Linked DNA regions of Homo sapiens: region 1 is linked to region 2. The links are chromatin contacts, found by POLR2A ChIA-PET in ENCODE. All regions are on one chromosome and are shown on one strand. Each heading gives the region's core, a stretch centred on a gene start or an enhancer-like site at or near the end of the contact. The rest is flanking DNA. Distances are from core to core; before and after follow the strand shown. Region 1 has its middle 39 kb from the start of COL5A1. Region 2 has its middle 51 kb from the start of LINC02247.

Region 1 (2,930 bases), core at 431-2,930, 360 kb before region 2:
ATCGCTTCCACTCGGTGTGTATCCAGAATGAGTATCAGCACAGCTCAAACCTTCTAAGGCTCCGGGACCCAGAGTGGGAGCTTGGGAACACCAAGAAGGCCATGAGGGGAGGGAGCTATGGAGAAGGAGAGAGAGGGAACCACATTGCCAGTGAAAATTCTCCCCCACCTTCTTTTCTTCCCCTCCCTTTCCCTTCTTATTTTTCCCTCCCTTTTCCGTTCTTTCCCCTCCCTCCCTCCCTCCCTACCTTTGTTTCTTTCTCTCTCTCTTTCTTTTTTTCTTTCTTTCCTTCCTTCCTTCCTTTCTCTCTCCTTCCTTCCTTCTTTTCTTTCTTTCATTCTTTCTTTTTTTCTCTTTCTTTCCTTTTTTCTTCTTTTTACTTCTTCATGCATTCAAACACCCATCCAGTGTCCACTGTGCCCCAGGTCTATATCAGGCCTATAACATGAGGCTGGCTCCGTCTAACCTCAAGGAACATCACTTGGGGGACAACGGCTTTTATCACTGGGGGATGCCCGTTCAAGTCCACTGCGTTGTGTCTGCCTTTGTGCGCTCAGCAGAATCCCAGCCACACTCACATTCCCACAAGGACATTCCCCCCATCTCATCCCTTCTGGGTCTCTCTCCCTGTGGCCCTCTGTGCCTAGACTTGGAAAGTTGACCTTCTGTACCCTTTACAATGGTGGCCTTGTTGTTCCCTGGGCGCTGGAGGCCCGAGGAGGCCACTGCTTCTCTGTAGCCTCGCTGTGCTCTGGGCCAGAGTGTGGTGCCCTTGCGCTGGCCCACGATGCCCTGCCTGCCAGGTGAAAGGCACCAGATAACACGACATGTCTTTTTTTTTTTTTTTTTTTTTTTTTTTGAAACAGAGTCTCAGTCTGTCGCCCAGGCTGGAGTGCAGTGGCGTGGTCTCGGCTCACTGCAAGCTCCACCTCCTGGGTTCACGCCATTCTCCTGCCTCAGCCTCCCTAGTAGCTGGGACTACAGGCGCCCGCCACCACACCCGGCTAATTTTTTGTATTGTTTTTAGTAGAGACGGGGTTTCATCATGTTGGCCAGGATGGTCTCCATCTCTGACCTTGTGATCCGCCCGCCTCGGCCTCCCAAAGTGCTGGAATCACAGGCATGAGCCACCGCGCCCGGCCGACATGCCTTTATCGTCATATATACACATAGCAATTAACCAGACAAGAGTTCCTCGTTTCTCTCCTGGCTCTGCCAGAACACGGAGCTGACCCCCTCGGTGCTTGCAGGGGGGCCGCCCTGGCCGTGGTGTTGGTGGCCCAGGGCAGGGTGGAACACCCGCCATCCTCGCACCACACCAGCAGGCTTTTCCTCCAAGAAGAAAGGGGCGGTGATGGGAAGGACGGATGATCCAGTCTTTGTCAGGAAATGGCAATGATGCAGGCCTTGAGCAGGCCTGCGGGTTCCCATAATTGCTGGGCTCATCAAAGAAAATCCATCTAAGCAAATTTAAGAAGAGCCAGCCCCCTGGCTGGGAGCTGCTCAGGCCATTTGTCATTACTTCCTCCTGATAAGGCCAGTGTTTCATCCAGGAAGAATGTGGCTCGCGCGTTCCCAGTCTCTTTCTCGGGCCATTCCGAAGGTGGGAGCTGCGGACCTCTCAAGAGCGCAGACGGAGCCCCCGGCTCTGTTTGCAGAAATTCCACTGCCGGTCTGGGCTGTGAATCATGCTCAGGGTTTGGAAAAAGTTGCAGCATCAAAGCCAACTGAGGTTTGGGGCTCATCCCAGATGTGGTGTCGGGGCAGGGGGAAGGGCAGTGTTCCTTCCCGAGGCTTCCCCATAGGCACTATCTGGGGACAGGGTGGGGGTGGGGGCCATCAAGCTAAGGATGGGACTTAGTCACTGGTCAACGTTCCCAGAAACCTGGATTCCTCCAGTTGACCAGCTCAAACCACAAACACAGCCTCTGCATCCTGGTTCTACAATTCTCTAAGGGGCCTCAAACAATTTCTACGAGTGTCCCCAAGTCCCCAGAATAAAACTGTTCCTCAGCAGGCACACAAACCCTTTTACCATCACCCCAAACATCCAGAATGTTGGTGAGACACCAGGAGCTGGGAGTTGGTGGGGGGGGAGTCTTATTACCAAATAGTGGAAGGACCCCCCAGTCATCTGGCGACAGAGAACTTAGAGAGACCAAAGGCCACTTTTTTTTTATAAACAGAGAAATTGAGGCCCAACAGAGCAAAGGAGTCCCCCCTCCACCCCAGGTCCCAGAGCATTAAACAGCATAAACCACAGGACCTGCATCGACTCTAGAAATGTCCACCATTAGGCTCTCCTCCCACGTGACCTGCTGAGGACATATATGCATTTTTCCACTTTATAAGCAAATTTGCAAGACTTCACATGGAAGTCATTCATCACCACCACCTCTCACCCCATGGCCTCCTTTTGCAAGTCTTCACATCTTGCTCTCTGGCACAGCTGGAGTGCACCCCTCAGGGATATTTTTCCAGAAGGGTGTGCTGCCGCTGAGAGCACGCCCTTCTGCGGCCATCACCCACTGCAGGCAGCTCGCTGGGCATGGAATTTAGAGTCACGTTCTCTATCCTTCAGTGTGTGCTGGAGTGTTGTTGCTCCAGTGGCATTTCATTTCATGCTGCAGAGAGATCTTGGGACCAAGCTGATTCTGCTCCTTTGTAAATGAACTTTCTCTCCCTCTCAGGAGGACGTGAACCCTAAGAATGAGGTTTTCGTGTTTCCCATAAGAAATGAGTGCAGCTCAGCCAAGTTTCTCCATAGGATCCAGGGTCCTGCCTGGGCCTGAAAACCTGGACTCCAACTCTGTCCTGTCACGAAGTGGGTTTGTGGCCTTCAGTTGTCACTTCACTCATTTCTTTAGGGAGATAATACTTCCTTCCTGTATCTGCTAGCTCAGGCATGGTTATGCTGGGAAACAAGCATC
Region 2 (3,181 bases), core at 401-2,900:
TCTTCAGTAAAGATGGGGTTTCACCATATTGGTCAGGCTGGTCTCAAACTCCTGACCTCAGGCGATCCACCCACCTCAACCTCCCAAAGTGCTGGGATTACAAGCACAAGCCACCGCGCCCGGCCAGGTTGACACATAAGATTAATCATTGCTCACAGTTACTAAGCGGCAGAGCTGGGGTTCGAAACTAGCATTTCAGGCACTGTGCCCCACACTCGGCTTCATGGCTCACCAGCCTGCCAGGTGGACACGCCCAGTCTCGCTCTTCCTGTCTCCACCCACTGTGTGTGTGCACCTGCCATGTGCCAGGGGGCACGGAGGGGCACAAGTTGTGTTTCCATCGCCTAGATTTCCCCAGCTCATGGTGGAGATGGACACATCCAAAACTCTGATCTGAGATGAGTCTCCTTGGTATCTGAAGGATGTCCTTCCTCTCTGGGTCTAGAACTCTGGAGTGACAGCTCTTTTCTTCCAGCACCGTAAACACGTTGCTCCCTTGTCTTCTGGAGCCCATCATTTCTGCTGAAAAATAATCTTATTGTCCCCTTGAAGGTAATTTGTCTATTTGTCTTTACCTCCAGCTACTTTTAAGATTTCTGTATTTGGATTACAGTAGTTTTACCATAATATGCCTAGGTGGCTTCTCCCTGGACCTAGCCTGCTTAGCCTGTGGAGAGCTTCTATCTGGGGTTTGTTTTCTTTCATCGATTTTGGAAAATCCTCAGCCATTCTATCTTCAAACATTGCTTTTTCCCTATCCTCTCTCTTTCTCTTTCTCTCTCTCTCCCTCCTAAAATTCCTGTTACCTGCATGATGGAGCTGCTCCCCAGACCCCATGTGTATGGCATGCTCTGTCTGTTTCTTATCCTTTTCTACTCACTCTGTTTCTTCCTAGTTTTTTTCCTGACTTATCATTTCACTTTATTAAAACTCTATTTCCTAGCCTACTGTTAAGCCTGTCTATTAAGTTTCTAATTTTAATCATTGCATTTTTCTAGAATTTCCATTTTGTAATAGATTCCAGTTGTCTAGCAAAATTCTCTGTTTTATCATCCATTTGCTCGAATAATAATTTGAAAGCCCATCTGTGATGCTACCAATAGCTGAGCAGTCTGTGGGGCTGTTGCTGTCATCATTTTTTTTCTCTGGGTCCTGTTTCTTGGTTTTCCTTGACATTTGTGAAGGCTTGGCTATACCTCTGGTTCCCTTTCATAGCGATTAAGCTTCCTGGCATCCCGGCTGAGAGCCTGGAGCGTCTTCTAGAGCTTCTCCTCCTTGGCAAGTCCTAAGCTCTCATTCTGGGCTACCTGACACTCTAGAAATTCTGACACCTCAGTAGCTTTCTTCTGGGCTTCTTAGCTTCTTGCTCTGCACACGTTCATCCACCAAACAGCTAGAAGGGAAACCTCTGAGCATCAAACTCACTTATTTTCACCACCTTTCTCCCCAGGATCTTCAGATCGCCACTCAATTTTTGGCTACCTTGACAGGTCCAAACTCCAGTGTCAGCCCTGTGAAACTCCGCTGGCTTCCCTTCCTCTTCACGGGTGTTTATGGTCTCTTGTCTTGCAGCAGGAGTTGGGAAATCCCCTGAATGAAAAGCGAGCAACAGCGTTGGCTCATCTCTCCGCGGTTCCCCTTTTGCTGAGATCTCAGCCCTTTGAGTCCCGATTGGCTCAGCTGCTCACCAGTGTCTTCAAAAAGAGCATTCGTATTTTACCCAGCTTGTCTACGTAGTGATCTATGCTGGCTACTTCATAACAGCCAGAAGCAATAGTCATTAAGTGGTATTTTAATTAACTATATTGGCATTTTATATATATATATATACACACACACACACACACACACACATACGCACACTATGTTCAGCACTACAGAGTCCAAATACAAGACACTTTTACCAAGTATTTTATTTGTAAAGGCATCCCAAAGGTAAGATGTCAACACGCAAGATTGGAGTGTGGAGGTGACGCTCATCCAACTTCTTTATTTCTTTTTTTTTTTTTTTTTGAGACAGACTCTTGCTCTGTCACCCAGGCTGGAGTGCAGTGGCATGATCTTGGCTCACTGCAACCTCCGCCTCCCGAGTTCCAGTGATTCTCCTGCCTCAGCTTCCTGAGTAGCTGGGATAACAGGCACACGCCGCCACCATGCCTGGATTTTTTTTTGTATTTTTAGTAGAGATGGGTTTTCGCCATGTTGGCCAGGCTGGTCTCAAACTCCTGGCCTCAAGTGATCTGCCCGCCTCAGCCTCCCAAAGTGCTAGGATTACAGGCATGAGCCACCGCGCCCAGCCTATATTTCTGATTATAAAAAAATTGCAGCAATGGTCGCCATGGTCCACGCATCAGCCAGCGCCTGCTGGGCTTTACACAGCTCTCCTGTCTCCCTCACAGCAAGTCCAGGGGGAGGGTCTAGGAGGCCCCGTTGGGAAGTGACACTCGGGATTTGAGCTCTGGCATGCCTGAATCCCTGAGCCGCTGCGTCCTCCTGGCTCCCTGCAGGAAGATTTCTCCCATGCTGTTTATTTTCAGGATGGTCCCTGAAACGTAAGGGACCCGACAGCCACCACGGCGAGGAAGGCGCAGAAGGGGCAGCACGGAGCCGTGAGCCACAGAGATGCTGCAGCCTGGACCAGCCATCATCAGACAGGCGTGTGCCGTCAGCGCTCAACGTGTGAGAAAGCACAGAGCCAGGCCCTTCCCAAGACCCCACTATGAACCCGATTGCTTCGGCCTGGCTGCCTTCCTCCAAAGGGGTGCAGGCGGGGCCCACGGGACCCCAGTTCTCTAGTCTCGCCTGACTCTAGGCAGAACTCTAGTGGCTCTGATCTCTGGGCAGAACTGACTCAAGAGCCACTGAAGAGACCTTCGCCTGGGGTCCTAGACTGGGCTGCAAGGAGTCTTTGAATCTCTTGAGATTGTGCACTAAGTATTTACCTGCACGCATTTTTCCAGGAAGAGGGCCTGCGGCTTGCATCATATCCCCACCGTGGTCTGTGACCAAGAAAGTAGTCAGCATCTTTAGGCTAGAGGAGGCGGGAGCCCCGGATTCCAATCGCAGTTCTCCCTGGCTGTGTGAGCTTGATTTGTCCTTTCTCTCTCTGAGCCCTGATTCTGCCTCTTTTCTGCAAGGACCTTGATCGCTGGGGGCGGCAGGGCTCTGTCTGCTGAACCCC

Evidence for each region. ChIA-PET counts read pairs that join two places held with the same protein, here RNA polymerase II (POLR2A).
Region 1: POLR2A ChIA-PET joins it to region 2 with 11 read pairs in AG04449. The contact joins two enhancer-like sites. POLR2A ChIA-PET finds 5 or more read pairs at or near these places in 2 of 52 experiments (AG04449 and naive thymus-derived CD4-positive, alpha-beta T cell).

Annotation. Positions count from the first base shown.
Region 1 is chr9:134,601,446-134,604,375 of GRCh38, reverse strand. No RefSeq gene overlaps it. Among named protein-coding and RNA genes, the nearest start is that of COL5A1, 39 kb to the left of the region's middle. RefSeq lists enhancers at 243-1,154, 1,155-2,067. Within about 2 kb of position 1,680, at least 15 of the 41 ENCODE cell types and tissues checked have a DNase peak (open chromatin) inside an H3K27ac peak, as active enhancers do.
Region 2 is chr9:134,242,405-134,245,585 of GRCh38, reverse strand. No RefSeq gene overlaps it. Among named protein-coding and RNA genes, the nearest start is that of LINC02247, 51 kb to the left of the region's middle. RefSeq lists an enhancer at 1,528-1,647. Within about 2 kb of position 1,650, at least 4 of the 41 ENCODE cell types and tissues checked have a DNase peak (open chromatin) inside an H3K27ac peak, as active enhancers do.